3 separate regions of the Mus musculus genome follow, and regions 2 and 3 are each linked to region 1. Evidence: chromatin contacts called from ENCODE Hi-C or POLR2A ChIA-PET data. All regions are on one chromosome and are shown on one strand. The core of a region is the stretch at or near the end of the contact, and the rest is flanking DNA. Distances in the headings are between cores, read along the strand shown. Region 1 holds the start of Akap12 (A kinase (PRKA) anchor protein (gravin) 12). Region 2 overlaps Mthfd1l (methylenetetrahydrofolate dehydrogenase (NADP+ dependent) 1-like). Region 3 overlaps Mthfd1l (methylenetetrahydrofolate dehydrogenase (NADP+ dependent) 1-like).

What was found. A loop is a pair of places that touch in the nucleus more often than their neighbours do. ChIA-PET counts read pairs that join two places held with the same protein, here RNA polymerase II (POLR2A).
Region 2: POLR2A ChIA-PET joins it to region 1 with 20 read pairs in Patski. The contact joins the enhancer-like site here to the promoter of Akap12 in region 1. A Hi-C loop is called at or near these places in 1 of 37 maps with a recorded cell type or tissue (v-Abl transformed pro-B cells). POLR2A ChIA-PET finds 5 or more read pairs at or near these places in 2 of 5 experiments (Patski and embryonic stem cell).
Region 3: POLR2A ChIA-PET joins it to region 1 with 41 read pairs in Patski. The contact joins the enhancer-like site here to the promoter of Akap12 in region 1. A Hi-C loop is called at or near these places in 2 of 37 maps with a recorded cell type or tissue (both v-Abl transformed pro-B cells). POLR2A ChIA-PET finds 5 or more read pairs at or near these places in 1 of 5 experiments (Patski).

The regions. Positions count from the first base shown.
Region 1 is chr10:4,264,093-4,268,206 of GRCm38, forward strand. Akap12 (A kinase (PRKA) anchor protein (gravin) 12) reads left to right here and starts at 2,237. Exons shown (of 4, transcript NM_031185.3): 1 at 2,237-2,576. The coding sequence starts at 2,427.
Region 2 is chr10:4,126,520-4,130,956 of GRCm38, forward strand. All of the region lies in intron 26 of Mthfd1l (methylenetetrahydrofolate dehydrogenase (NADP+ dependent) 1-like), which reads left to right. Among named protein-coding and RNA genes, the nearest start is that of Gm25515, 24 kb to the left of the region's middle. Within about 2 kb of position 1,967, at least 2 of the 3 ENCODE cell types and tissues checked have a DNase peak (open chromatin) inside an H3K27ac peak, as active enhancers do.
Region 3 is chr10:4,105,821-4,109,768 of GRCm38, forward strand. Mthfd1l (methylenetetrahydrofolate dehydrogenase (NADP+ dependent) 1-like) reads left to right here. Exons shown (of 28, transcript NM_172308.4): 26 at 557-709. Among named protein-coding and RNA genes, the nearest start is that of Gm25515, 3.5 kb to the left of the region's middle. Within about 2 kb of position 2,059, at least 2 of the 3 ENCODE cell types and tissues checked have a DNase peak (open chromatin) inside an H3K27ac peak, as active enhancers do.

The DNA of each region.
Region 1 (4,114 bases), core at 987-3,486:
TCCAAGCAGGCCCAGGCAAGGCCTTCCTCAGCCCTAGACTGGATACTGCTAGCTGGAAATCTTTGACCTTGCAATCTTTCTGAACATTTCAAGGCTAGTGGATGTGAAAAGCTTTGTGAAGAATTTCCCAGGAACTTGAATAATACAATCTCACAAAATGGGGGAACGTTGATACTATTTGTATCAAATCGGTGGGACAAACAGTGCCTCCTCCTCTATTTTCAAATGTGCTGACTTTATTGTTCTCCCCTGCTTTTGCTGTGGGGATAGAACTCAATGCCCTTAATCCTAGGCTCTGCATCAAAGCCACACCCAGGCTGTTTCAGCAGCGTTTTTAAGTTCCTACCATCCTGAGGAAGGACTAGGGTGGACCTTAAAGTCACATGCTCACTGGATCCCTCCCTCATATCCATCTACCGACTATGAATCCTTGGATACACAAAAATTTGCCTTCTTTGGTTAATCCCCTTCCCTTTCTCTATTGGTAATCTGTATGCCATTGGGTTGTTATAAGGATTACATACGATGATATACGCAATGTTTTTTTGTTCTTTGTTTTGTTTTTTGAATAGTACCTGATACAAAATGAGAACTTTCAAGTTTGGGCCAGAGACATGGTTCAAAGCTAGAGTGTTTGTCTCAGAGTGCACAAGGCCTTGGGTTCCATCCCCCACCCCTCAGCACTGTAAGGGGTGGGGGAGGGGAGATGCTAATGTTCTCTAAATATTCAAAAATTAAATTGAAGTAGGGTGTGGTCTCAGTCTCACAAGTCTATACTGTCTTCCCTCCAGAGACTTGGCTACAACACTTATGGCTAGCCTGAACTAGATTGTGAGAAATTCTTTCTCAACAAACAAGACAAATTGAGATAGGTGACACACTTACAAATAACTAAAAGCAACTTGAAAGTCTGTTTCTAAATGAATGAACCCCAAAGAAACTGGCCTTCCGAAATAAGTGGAGAAACCAAATTTTATCCTGAAAAACCGAGTTGTTCCCAATAAACACTTAAATGACCATGAATAAGGACCAAGTGTTATTAGCTAAATTAATGTTTTCATTGATACTCAAGTAACCTGTATCAAATCTAGGGACAAGATATTTATCTGGCATCTAGATTCAATGCTCTTACTGATTTTAAATCACTAATTCCTTCACTCATCCACAGAGCCTCGCTTTGTGGCTCTCAGACTTGGCTGAAACTCACTCACTACCTACCCCATGCAGGCCTCAGGCTCAAGCTAACCCTCCAACTTCAGCCACTGAAGCATCAGGATTTCAGACACGAATCATGGCACCGGGCTCACCTGACATCATTTCATCTTTTCCCCCTAGCATTTTAATGCTTAGTGACGGGTAATCTAACAAAATTTCAATTTAAGACTTATTGGCTGCCATGTTAATACAATGAGTATTTAATCAAGTGGAGGAAGAAAACAGACAGGCCCTTTCTTTGCTAGTACGAGAGAAATCTTCGTGTTTTGATAATGCCGATGGCGACTAAGCAGACCTAAGCCAATGTGGTGTTTAAGCGTCGGGAGAGAGACGAATGGCCTGGATGTGTAACCTTCAGCATCAGACGCTCAAAGGACAGGCACATTTCCAGTAACAGCTTCATTTCCCCGCGCGTTCCCCGGGGAAAGAGGGCGGCGAGTTCTGTTGATGGCATCAGCTGACATCACTGGCTGGGATCATGGGGACGCTGGGCCCACCTCAGCGGTGGCCTGACTGCATCAACCTCTGGGTTTCCCAGCTCCTGCCACGTGAGCCGCCCTAATATGGCCAGGCTCAGGAGCAGCCCAGGAGGGCTTCCTTTCTCCGGCTGAAGGAGAGAAAGCTAGAAACAAATGCTTAAAGTCAAACCCAACCTGAAGAAAAGCAAATGGGGATTTGGGTTCCCGCCTGGTCAAATGTAAATCCTTAGTCTGCAGAAGATCCAACCTTGGGTTATCAATCATTACATTAAAAAAACAAAGCTTTTGCCCCCGCCCCCTTCTTTGCTGCTCCTGAACCTTCTGCAGCCCTGGGACAGACCCCAAACCCCTCGTCCCCCTTTAATGACCCGAGAAGCCCTGGGGGCGGGGTGGGCTGCTGGGGGCCTGGTGTCGGAGCCTCTGGTCCTAGCAGCCTAGGGGGAGATGCTGCAAGGCGTGTCTGGGCTGTGCTCATGTGATGAAGGGAGGGAAAAACAAGGAGGGGGGAGGAGGCTACGAGGTGGCTTTTTTTTTTTTTTTTTCTTTTAAGGAGTTTGCCACGAGCGCGTCCCCTTCATTCTCAGTCCGGGTGTGTTCTCAGCAGGATCGTGGAGAGCGGGTGCTCCTCACCCCTTAGTCCCTGTGGTCCTGGGCGCACATCTCCTCGCCCCTCTGCTTCTCCGCGGTCCCAGGAAGACGGCTAGCCGGCGAGAGTAGGAAAGCCACTGAGCCATGGGTGCAGGCAGTTCCACCGAGCAGCGGAGCCCCGAGCAGCCGGCGGAGAGCGACACGCCGAGCGAGCTGGAGCTCAGTGGCCATGGGCCCGCAGCGGAAGCGTCGGGAGCAGCTGGAGATCCCGCTGACGCGGACCCCGCCACCAAGGTAAGCTGCAGCCACCTGCCCGGGTGGGGCGGGATGGAGATGGGGCGTCCCGGCGGTTTCCGCCTGCCACAACTTCCCGCCGGTACAGCCCATCTGCAAACTCGAGCGCAGCCCTGTGCAGTCTCTGGGGTCTTTTGCACCGGGGCGGGGCTGGCATCTTTGTGGAGGGTCTCTAAGGGCGGCGACCTAGCCAGCCCTTCTGCAACCATCATATCTGCCCTGACCGCCGTTCTCTAGTCTTTCTTCTCTCTTCCGGTGGGCTGGCAGCCTGGGGGATGGCCGGTGGGGCATCCGTAAGAATTGACCACGGCCAGGCTTCTTAAGCCACTTTACACACCCCTAGATCCCAGGTCCCAGAGTGGGGAAGTCGGGACCTGCTTTGAAGCAGGGCAAACCTAGGTTCTAGGTTCCCCGCCCAGTGTTGGCCTTGATACCAGCTTCCACCCGGGCCACCAGGTCTGGTACCCAGAGTCCTGCGGCAGCGCCTGGGACACCGCCTAGCTAATGCAGAGAGCCATGCATGTAGCTCTCTTCCAGACAGAGAGAACCGGAGCAGAAGCACGAATGGAGGGATAGGCAAAGCTCCTGGAGTCCTGTCTCCCTTTCTCACAGTTTACTGCCTGTGGACTCAGTTGGATAAACAAACATTGGAGTTAGAAGTTCTGCACGGATGTAGGAAAAGGCTTAAGTAAGCGTTCCTTGCACTCTTTCTGTCGAGTCCACTGTAAAGCTCTAGATATACTGCATTTTATAGGGATGCTTAGTTTGAGACTGGAATATTTGACCCTGCCCTGCCCATCACAGCCTTTACCTTTGTGTCTTGCTCTCATTATTGTATTTTACTTCTGTTCCTTTTGTTTTGTTATTGTTTAGGGTTGTTAATTAATTAATTTGCTTACTTGTTTTAAGACTGGGTCTCACTCTGTAGCCCAGGGCTGGTTTGGAACTCACTAGCTAGCCCAACTAGTGGCAGTCCTCCTGCCTCAGCCTCTCAAATGATTTCATAGCCACGCCCGGATGGCAACATTGCCTGTTGGCTGTTTTCCAGCACGTGTTTGTGAGCAAGAGTTCGCTCGGGTGGATTTAAGATAGTTTTACAGAAACGTGTTGAACAACCAAACAACTTAAAGGAAAAACCAACCAATTTCAGAATTTGGTGATAGAGAGCAGCGAGGACCTTTAGAAATGGGTCAGGAAGTGGAAACATCTTTGTGTGAGAATAAAACACTGAGTTCCAGGTAAATCTAACAGAGGTGGGACCTGATGGCTTTGAGCTCTTTATGTTGCCTAGTATAATGTAGGCTGGGTGGCCTCTCTTAACAGTTCCTGCCTCCAGTGTTTAACTCATCACCACTTATAAAGTCCAAAGTCCTCACTGCCTCAGATGCGCAGGTCTTCTGAGAGACTTCTGCCATCCAGTCAGTCTCCATCTTTTGGATGCCTCATTTACATTTTAATACTCCGTGTAACACTCTTTGGAAACTTCTTTGAGTACACCTGCCCTTAGTGCTTAGTTTGTGGGTACATTGGGCAGGTGG
Region 2 (4,437 bases), core at 717-3,216, 140 kb before region 1:
CAGAAACTCGGCTCAGACTTGGACAAAGAGGAAGAACAAATTGGCCCACATAAAGGAGAAGTTCTGCAGTTGATCGGGTCTCAGCCACTGCTGTAGGCAGACTGATGGCTTCTGTCCTCCTTTCCTTGAGGTGGCTCTGCCCACTCCGCCCCCTGTGCCTGTCACAGAGGCCCACCTAAGATAAGACTCTGGGAGAAGGACCTCTCCTCTACCATTGCAAACAGACCAGTACTCAGCGGCCCTGTTTGTCAGGCCAGCCTAGCATCATTGCTGTGACCCAGCAGCAGGGATCCACCTGTGCCGGAGAGAATGGCCTCCAAACTCAGGACATCAGGAAGCACAGCAGTGACTGTCACTCATCAGAGACTTCCCACTGGCAAAGGCTACTGTGTGCTCTGTTGGGGGCAGGGCGGTTGGGATGCAGGAGATAAAAAGTCATTCAATGCATAACTTAGTATATAGCTGCAGCTCCTTCTCATGGTGTGTTTTGTGTTGCATGGAGTCTTCTCTGTGAGACTTCATTTTCTTCTTCAAACACAAGTTGCAGACATCAATAGAAAGCCTCCCTAAGACAGGGAGCTCTCTCAGACTTGAGCTGATTCTTGTACATACACAAACTTCCTACTGTTGCCCATATTGTTTCTTGCTCAGCACATACAAACAGTGTGGGTAGATCAGTGCACTCCATTTTAGTGTTAAAACTAGGAAAGCAAATTCTACTAGTTTGGCCAGTTAAAAAGACCATATGCCATTCCGCCATGTTTAAGTCTGTGTAGCTGACAACTTTATACATGTATGCAATGTCCTTTGTTCGCGCTCACTCCCCAGCACTGTCTCTCATCCATCGGCCATCTCCACCAAGCCCCTTATTGCCTTCAGATCCCCTCAGATCCCCCTGCTGTCTTCCTGCCTGCTTTCTGTTTGTTTTAGTGTGTGGGTGTGCGTGCATGCGCGTGTAGGAAGGGTGTGCCCGAGCGTGCGCTGGTACATGAGTTTTACTCAGCTTAATTCGGGTTGCTTGTGTGAACGTTATTAGGGAGTTATTTATTGGAACATGGACAACTTAACAGTGATGGCATCACTAGAACCAACCACATTTAAACATTTATACTTTCCACTCCCCCTTTTCCCTCCTCTCCCTCCCTCCCCCCTTGTTTTTGTTTGTTTGCTTTGTTTTGTTTTAGCTTTGACTATTTTTTAACTTTCTATGTAGACTATACTGGCTTCAAACTCAACAGAGAGATCTGCCTGCCTCTCTCTCTACCGAGAGGTGAGACTAAAGGCATGCACCACCACACTCAGCAACTTTTTATCATTTTTATAGGTAGTAGATGCCACATTTTAAGTCTGAAAACATCAGAAAGAAATAATGAGGTGTGGTGTCAAGCGGTGTGATCCGGGTGCCCAGGAGGCAGGGGCTGGAGGATCAGGTATTCCAGGTCACCCCCACGTACAAGAATCAGCTGTGGTACCCAGAAATGTGCTGGCAAAGGAAAGGCCTTAAATTTGTAATTTTACATGTATTTATTTATTGAGTGTGTGTGTGCATGGTATGGGAGTGGAGGGGCACCTGGTTGCTGAGGCATATAGTGAGATTGAGGCTGGCTTGGGATACCTGAGATTTCATCTCAAAGGAAAAAAAAACAATAAAAAAAAATAAGTGGTACAATGCCTGCTGGGTAATTCAAGGCCCTGAATTCAATCTTTAGCACTGTAGGATGGATGGATGGATGGATGGATGGACGGACGGACAGAGGACAGACAGATGGGTGGGTGGGTGGATGGATAGATAGACTAGTAGATGGATAGATGGCATAGAAGCTTGCATTGCAGATAGTGACATATAAATGTGTATTTTCATTTATTTATTGATTCATGGTCTGCAAGCCATCCAGTGGCAGGGCATTGCTGTGTGGTTAATTCTTTACCCCACACTGGAACCGGATGGCAACCTGCCATCTAGGATTCACCATTCACTCCTTCCTGCTTGCCAGAGCTGTGGAGATACCAGCCAATGTACTCCGTCGTACCCCATGTTTTGCTGTCTTTTTGTGTGCCTGAGGACTGCGGGGGCATTATAAACGTGGGAAGACTTGAGAGTCACATGTGCCTAGTAAGCTTGTTCTAGAGCATGACACCATGAAAGGGACGCGCAACATTAACCAGACAACTCAGCCCTGACTGGGGCCGTTGGCCACAGAGGAAACTTCTGCATAACCTAAATGACAGCTACAGTACAGATCCGATGGCAGCCCCCGTGTTTGGTTAAGAAAGCTTATTGTGGTCCTTCTATGCACAGTAACGGGCACGCTTGCAGGACCACACTGGAGTAGAAAGCTCCATTGTGGTTTGAGGAGGAGGATGCCTTTTGTCTGGTGACCCAGCTAAGGGAACCTGAGCCAAGATCATATCGGTGATGGAGGTAGAAACACCTCAGGATCTTCCAGTGTTGTTTTTCACTTTTTTTTTTGTTCTTGGAACTGGTTCCTAATGCTAGCAGATCTTTGGAATCCTGAGGCATTTCCTCAGGGCTCTGAGTTGCAGCTTTGGGTCAGCGCCCTCTTGAACTGCCGGTTTCATTACAACAACCATATGCTTCCCTACTCACTCCCTGACCTCCCCCCCTTCCTCCTCTCTCCCACACCCTAACCCTTCCCCTCTCTTTTTCTGGACTCTTTTGGCTTTTTTGTGTCTCCACCCACTAATCCCAGAAGAGTCTCTTAAGTGTTCAGAGCAGATCGCCCAATCATTTCTCAAAAGCTAACTTAGTAGAAATTGCTTAAGCTTTTTGATATTAAGTGGAGTAAACATTTTAATTTGACCCCATATCCCACGACAGCTTAACATGACGGTATAGAAAAGGTAGGAAATTTAAACTCTCACAAGTTGGCAAGAATATTACCATTTTGCCCGCACTTGGCATTGTCAACAAGGGTCCATTCACTGGAGGGGTCATCGGTCTCCATAAAGACAGGACCAATACTTGTCTGCAGCTGCGTTTCCTTTGAACTCATCTACGTGTCTTTGAAGCAATGATCACGGTCTCCAGCTTTGATTCTGACTCTGTGGACCTGCGCCAGTTTTCCTGATTTCATTAAATTTTTGGAAAGAACTGAAACTATGGTATCATTTTATTGCAGCTTTGACATCAATCATAATTTGGGGCGGTCTTGGTGAAAGACAAGGAATTCAGACTGGGAGGCTGGGGAAAGCGGGTCCCAGGGCAAAGGGATAGAATGCACTGTTTACTTCATACAAGTTCAGCCACCTCGACCTTGTGGATTTTTAGCTGGCTTTATTCTAAAGCAGCTACAGTCATATGGCCCAAATCTAGTTATATTTAAAAACAAAAACAAAACAAAAAAAAACCCGCATAATTTTAGAGAGGCCTCTCTCTCCTTCCTTCCCGCCTCATCTCTCTTCTTCTCTCTCCTCTCTTTCTCCTTCCATCTTTTCTTTCCTTTTCTGTCTTCTCCCACTAGCTTTCTCTCCCCAGCCCCTTCCCTCTTTCCCTCTCTGCTGGCTCAATAGGCTGGAGGACCTGTGTGTGCTGGTGGTTCATGGCAAATCTGAACCCAGAATCTATTCAATAGATTCTCCCTCGCTCCACTTTCTCCTCCCCCACCCTCCTTCAACCAAGTCTGCCACGATGGTGTTTTCCTCTGCTCTGCCTTTGCCGCTTTATCTTTGGAAGCGCCTTCCTGTGAGACGCCCAACCCCATTGCCCCAAGTACTCCTCCCCTCAGCGGGCCCAGCGTTGCCTTCTTCAGCATCCTCTATCCTTCGTCCTATGCACCAACTTGTCCAAAATCATTTTCCTGTCCAAGTGTCTTCTCCAGGGACCCCCTCACCCTGCAGTTCGTGAAGGCATTTGCTTATGTGCCATTCAAAGGGGCAGGAATTAGGGACAGTGGTAAGGACAGGGCCACCCCAGGCAGGTCCTGCGGATGTCCTGAGCATGGCATGGACTTGCTTTCCCTCTTCCAGCCAATTGTCCAAACAGCAATTCCCAAGACAGCCAACAGAAGCCACCACGTGGATGTCACAAGAGAGCCCAGCTCTGGACTGATGCTTTGCAACAGGACACCATTCTTCCCATGCTCAGATGACTGAGATATCACCAGACTTACTGTGTCTGGACAAAGTGACATGAAAATCGCACAGTGACACAGAGAAACCCTGTAAAAAAAAAAAAACTTTTTAAAATTCATATATATACACACACACACACACACACACATATATATATACACACATACACACATACATACATAAAAATGTTTATGTCTTAAACCCTGCAAATATATTATAATGGAAAATACCTCGGAGGACTCTCACATGTCCCAAGATACCCCTCTGCTCTACCAAGCTAACACCTCTGACAGTTGCCTTGCTAGGATGTGTGCTGTGTTGAAGCAGTGTTGGTGGACATCTGCA
Region 3 (3,948 bases), core at 809-3,308, 160 kb before region 1:
AGGCACAGACTTTGGTCCTTAAAAATAAAAGAAGCTGAAAAAGTGACCTCATCTTAGTTCCTAGAATGTAATCGCAGATCAAATAGCCATGATTCATGAGCCAGCACAAAGGGCCCTTTGCTTCCCAGCAGACCCCAAGAAGGGCAGAACAATGGCCCTAAGAGCCTCATCAGGAGCCTTGTTCTGGTTACCTTTCTCCTTCCTGGATATCAATAGCCTTGGAAAGTGCTTTCTACAGCATGTCCAGTGCTGTGTCTAAAAATAGCCTTGCTTATACACACACACACACACACACACACACACACAATGCAAGTGCCTCCTCTCTAGGAGAACCTTCAGAGTAAACAAAAAAAACCTCACAACCGCTAAATAATGGCCTTAAGAGCAGAGGTCTTGTCCTCCCTCAGCTTCTAGCTGAACAAACAGCCACGCCCACTAGCCTCACCTGCTGGAGTCTGTGCCCAGACACAATTGCTGCAGAGCTCGTGTAAACAAAGATCCAGTGCACGAAGCCAGCACTCATGGCAAAGAAAGTAATTCCTTTTCATTCCTGCAGGGTTTTGGAAATTTGCCCATTTGCATGGCGAAGACCCACCTCTCTCTCTCTCATGAACCTGACAAAAAGGGAGTGCCGAGGGATTTCACTCTGCCCATCAGTGATGTCCGGGCCAGCATCGGGGCTGGGTTCATTTATCCTTTGGTGGGAACGGTGAGTACCAGACCTCAAAGCTATTCCTAGTTTGTGTTGCTGTCACGTCTTAATCATGCTCTGCCAACTCTACGAATCACACAGCAGGATGGAATTGACAATTTTTGCTGGTTTTCTAAGCACTCTTCCACCAATAACAGGGTGAAAATACACCTCTGCCATCTCGGGCCAGGCCCTTCTATTTTCAGATCATGTGTTCAGGAGCCACAGAGGCATAAAGTGAATTTCCTTCTGGGAGAGAGAAGAGAGTGAGTGGTCTCAAGATCTGTCTGCTGACTCAGCAGCAGTGTGGCCCAGTGACCGACTTCTGCTGCAACTCAGAGTTACGATATTGTATTTCTATGGGCAAGTTGGGGCTGGCTGCTCACAGTAGCCAGGACCCTAACAGCTACCCCAGGGGTGAGGGGGAATCAGTGGCCCACCCTCTGTTTCCTTCTTCAACACATCTTGTGTGTCCCTTTGGGATGACATTACACATACATCTTATTCCCAACATGTTATTGAAAAGTATGAAATAATATAAAATTGTCAAGTGGGGACATTTCACATTTAAACATAAAAGGAAACATTTTAGTGTAGTGGCTTTCAGGAGTCACACTATTATTAAGTAAAGTATTAGAAAAAGCCAGTGGTGTATACCTTTAATCACAGTATTGAGGAGACAGAGGCAGACAGACCCCTGTGTGTCCGAGACTAGTCAGTCTAATCTACATACTGAGTCCGTGCTCTATATAGTGAGACCTTGTCTTATGTGTGTGTGTGTGTGTGTGTGTGTGTGTGTGTGTGAGTGAGAGAGAGACAGAGAGAGACAGAGGGGGGGTGAGAGAGAGAGAGAGAGAGAGAGAGAGAGAGAGACCTTGTGACCCTGAACATAGGGAAGAAGCTGATTGGTAGACAGAATTGAGTCTAGTGTTAGCTCATTTGAAAGGTTGTCGGGACATAGGAAATAAGTCTCTTAGAAACATAGATGAAGCCAGGAAGATGGTCCTGTGGTGAATCTCCCACCCCACCCCACCCCCACCTCCATGGCCAGGCTAAGACCAAAGCTGTCCTGTAAAATCAGCGTGGACTCTTTCCCCCAGCCTGTTCCTGGGCCTGGCTCTCTGACTTATGACCTGTAATAAATGAATGCATGGAACAGTCCTGGAGCAGCAGCAGCTACTCACAGGTTTCCTGGAGTGAGCCATCAGTGACGTTATCTCAACGCAGAAGTTCCCCTGGTGGCTGCTCTCAGGGACAGAGGGAGTGTCCCTGCCTGCCCGAAATCAGGCCTGAGGAATCAGGAAGGAAGTGAGGCCTAAGTAAAGGGGGTCCAGGAAGGCAGGACACTGTCACTTGGAGGCACTCTGTGACAGTACAGGAAGCCATATGCAAGCTGGGCAAATTCCCCCAGGAGGCCAGGATCTCCTAATAAGGGTGGAATTTACTTTCTTTGTCCGCACTCTGGGCCCTCCCACAGACTTGCTGGAATGCATCAAGCATTCATCACTCCTCTGAGAGACATTGTGGTAACTTCCTGGTGGGATGACTAAGGAGAAGGAATGGGGGGTGGGGGGCGGGATGACACTCAGGGAACTGACCCCTGCAGGTGGGAAAATTCTAGCTGGATGAAGCAATGTTATGCTTAGTCATTCCACATTCAATTGCTATCAGGCATCGGAGATACTGAGATACAAGGCTAACCTCCAATCCCCACTCCCTGACGTCCACAATCAGAACTGTTCTCCATTCTTCAATAGAATTCATTCATTCATTCATTCATTCTCTTATTCAGCAAGTCATTAATGGTACCTCCAGCATGCATGGGGAAGAACGCGGTCCCTTACCTCCCGTGTGGGTTTCTGGTACAGAGACTCTGGTAAATAAATGTCCAACATGGACAGAACACTGTGAGCTTTAGAACACAGGGGCAGGTCCCCTCTTGGTGTGTCCTGAAGGCAGGCAGATAGCCCTTCTGTACCTCTGCTGCTGCTTAAGTCTTGAAAACAAAGAATTCCAGCATAAGCCAGTCCACCCGCGAGTGGTAACTGGGGTCAGCTTGACTGGTGTTGGGAAATCACATGGGGAATGCTGGAAAGGCGTCACCTCTTTGTCCTTCTGGGTATTAGCGGCTGGACACCTACCTGAACTTCCTTCCTTGCCTAGCTGTCGCCTGTGTTTTTGGGGCTGAGCTGTCACATCGCATTCTGTTTGGTAATTGCTTTAATTGGTGCTGATTAACACTTTCTAATGGCTAGTGTGGAGGCTTCTCTGGCCCATTTCACCTCCCCACGATTGATTTTTTTATAGAAACCCCTCGGCTCACCATCCCGAAGACTTTCTGGATGTGTGAGGGTAGCCAAGTATTTTTTCTACAGTCACTTTCTTTGTCCCTATGTAAAAATGCATTCCTGGGCTGGCAAGATGGCTCAGTGGATAGAGATGCTTGCTACCAAGTCTAACAACATCCCAAGTTTAATCCCAAGGACCCATATGGTAGGAAGAAAGACCCTGCTCCTAAAAATTGTCCACAGAATGCCACACATGCATGCACACACCCATACACAAAATTAATTATTGTAAAAGAATTTAAGGAACGTATTCCTGGGTGCCCCTGCTTCTTTAGGATGACATTACATATACATATTCTCCCCAACATATTATTGAAAATTACGAAATAATAAAAGATTGTCAACTGGTATAGTGCACACCTCAGTGCCTCTTTTCCTAAGAAATCATTTGCCAAATGCATTTTTTTTTTTTTGAGCAGGGGCAGAAGGAGCAAATACTTTCTTATAATTTTCCCAACCTCAAATTTTATAAACTACTCTATTCCTTGGAGCTGGTGATTTATAATAGCCAATAAACCCAAGAGCCTGTGTAACTTTTCAAAAAATAATCTCATGATGAAAGAGATTCGTGATATATATATCAGGTGTTCTCTGTCCTATCACATTGGTTCAGCCTTTAATTATTTACAAAGCCTCTTTAATCACTTGGCATGAAATATTATTTACTCTGTAAGCCATATATGTGAAGTAATGTTGGAACATAAATTCCTTAGAGAAAGGACCAGAAAGACCACACCAAACCCTTAGTGTGAAGTAGCGTATATCACTTTTATAACATAAAAAATATGATAAATGGGGAAATGATAAACCATAAGCACTTAGAACAATATTTAACTTGGGCCAAACACTTTCAGGAGAATCAGAGTTCCCCAGCGTGTGGGATCTGACCCCATGTCTCCGTCTTGCCTG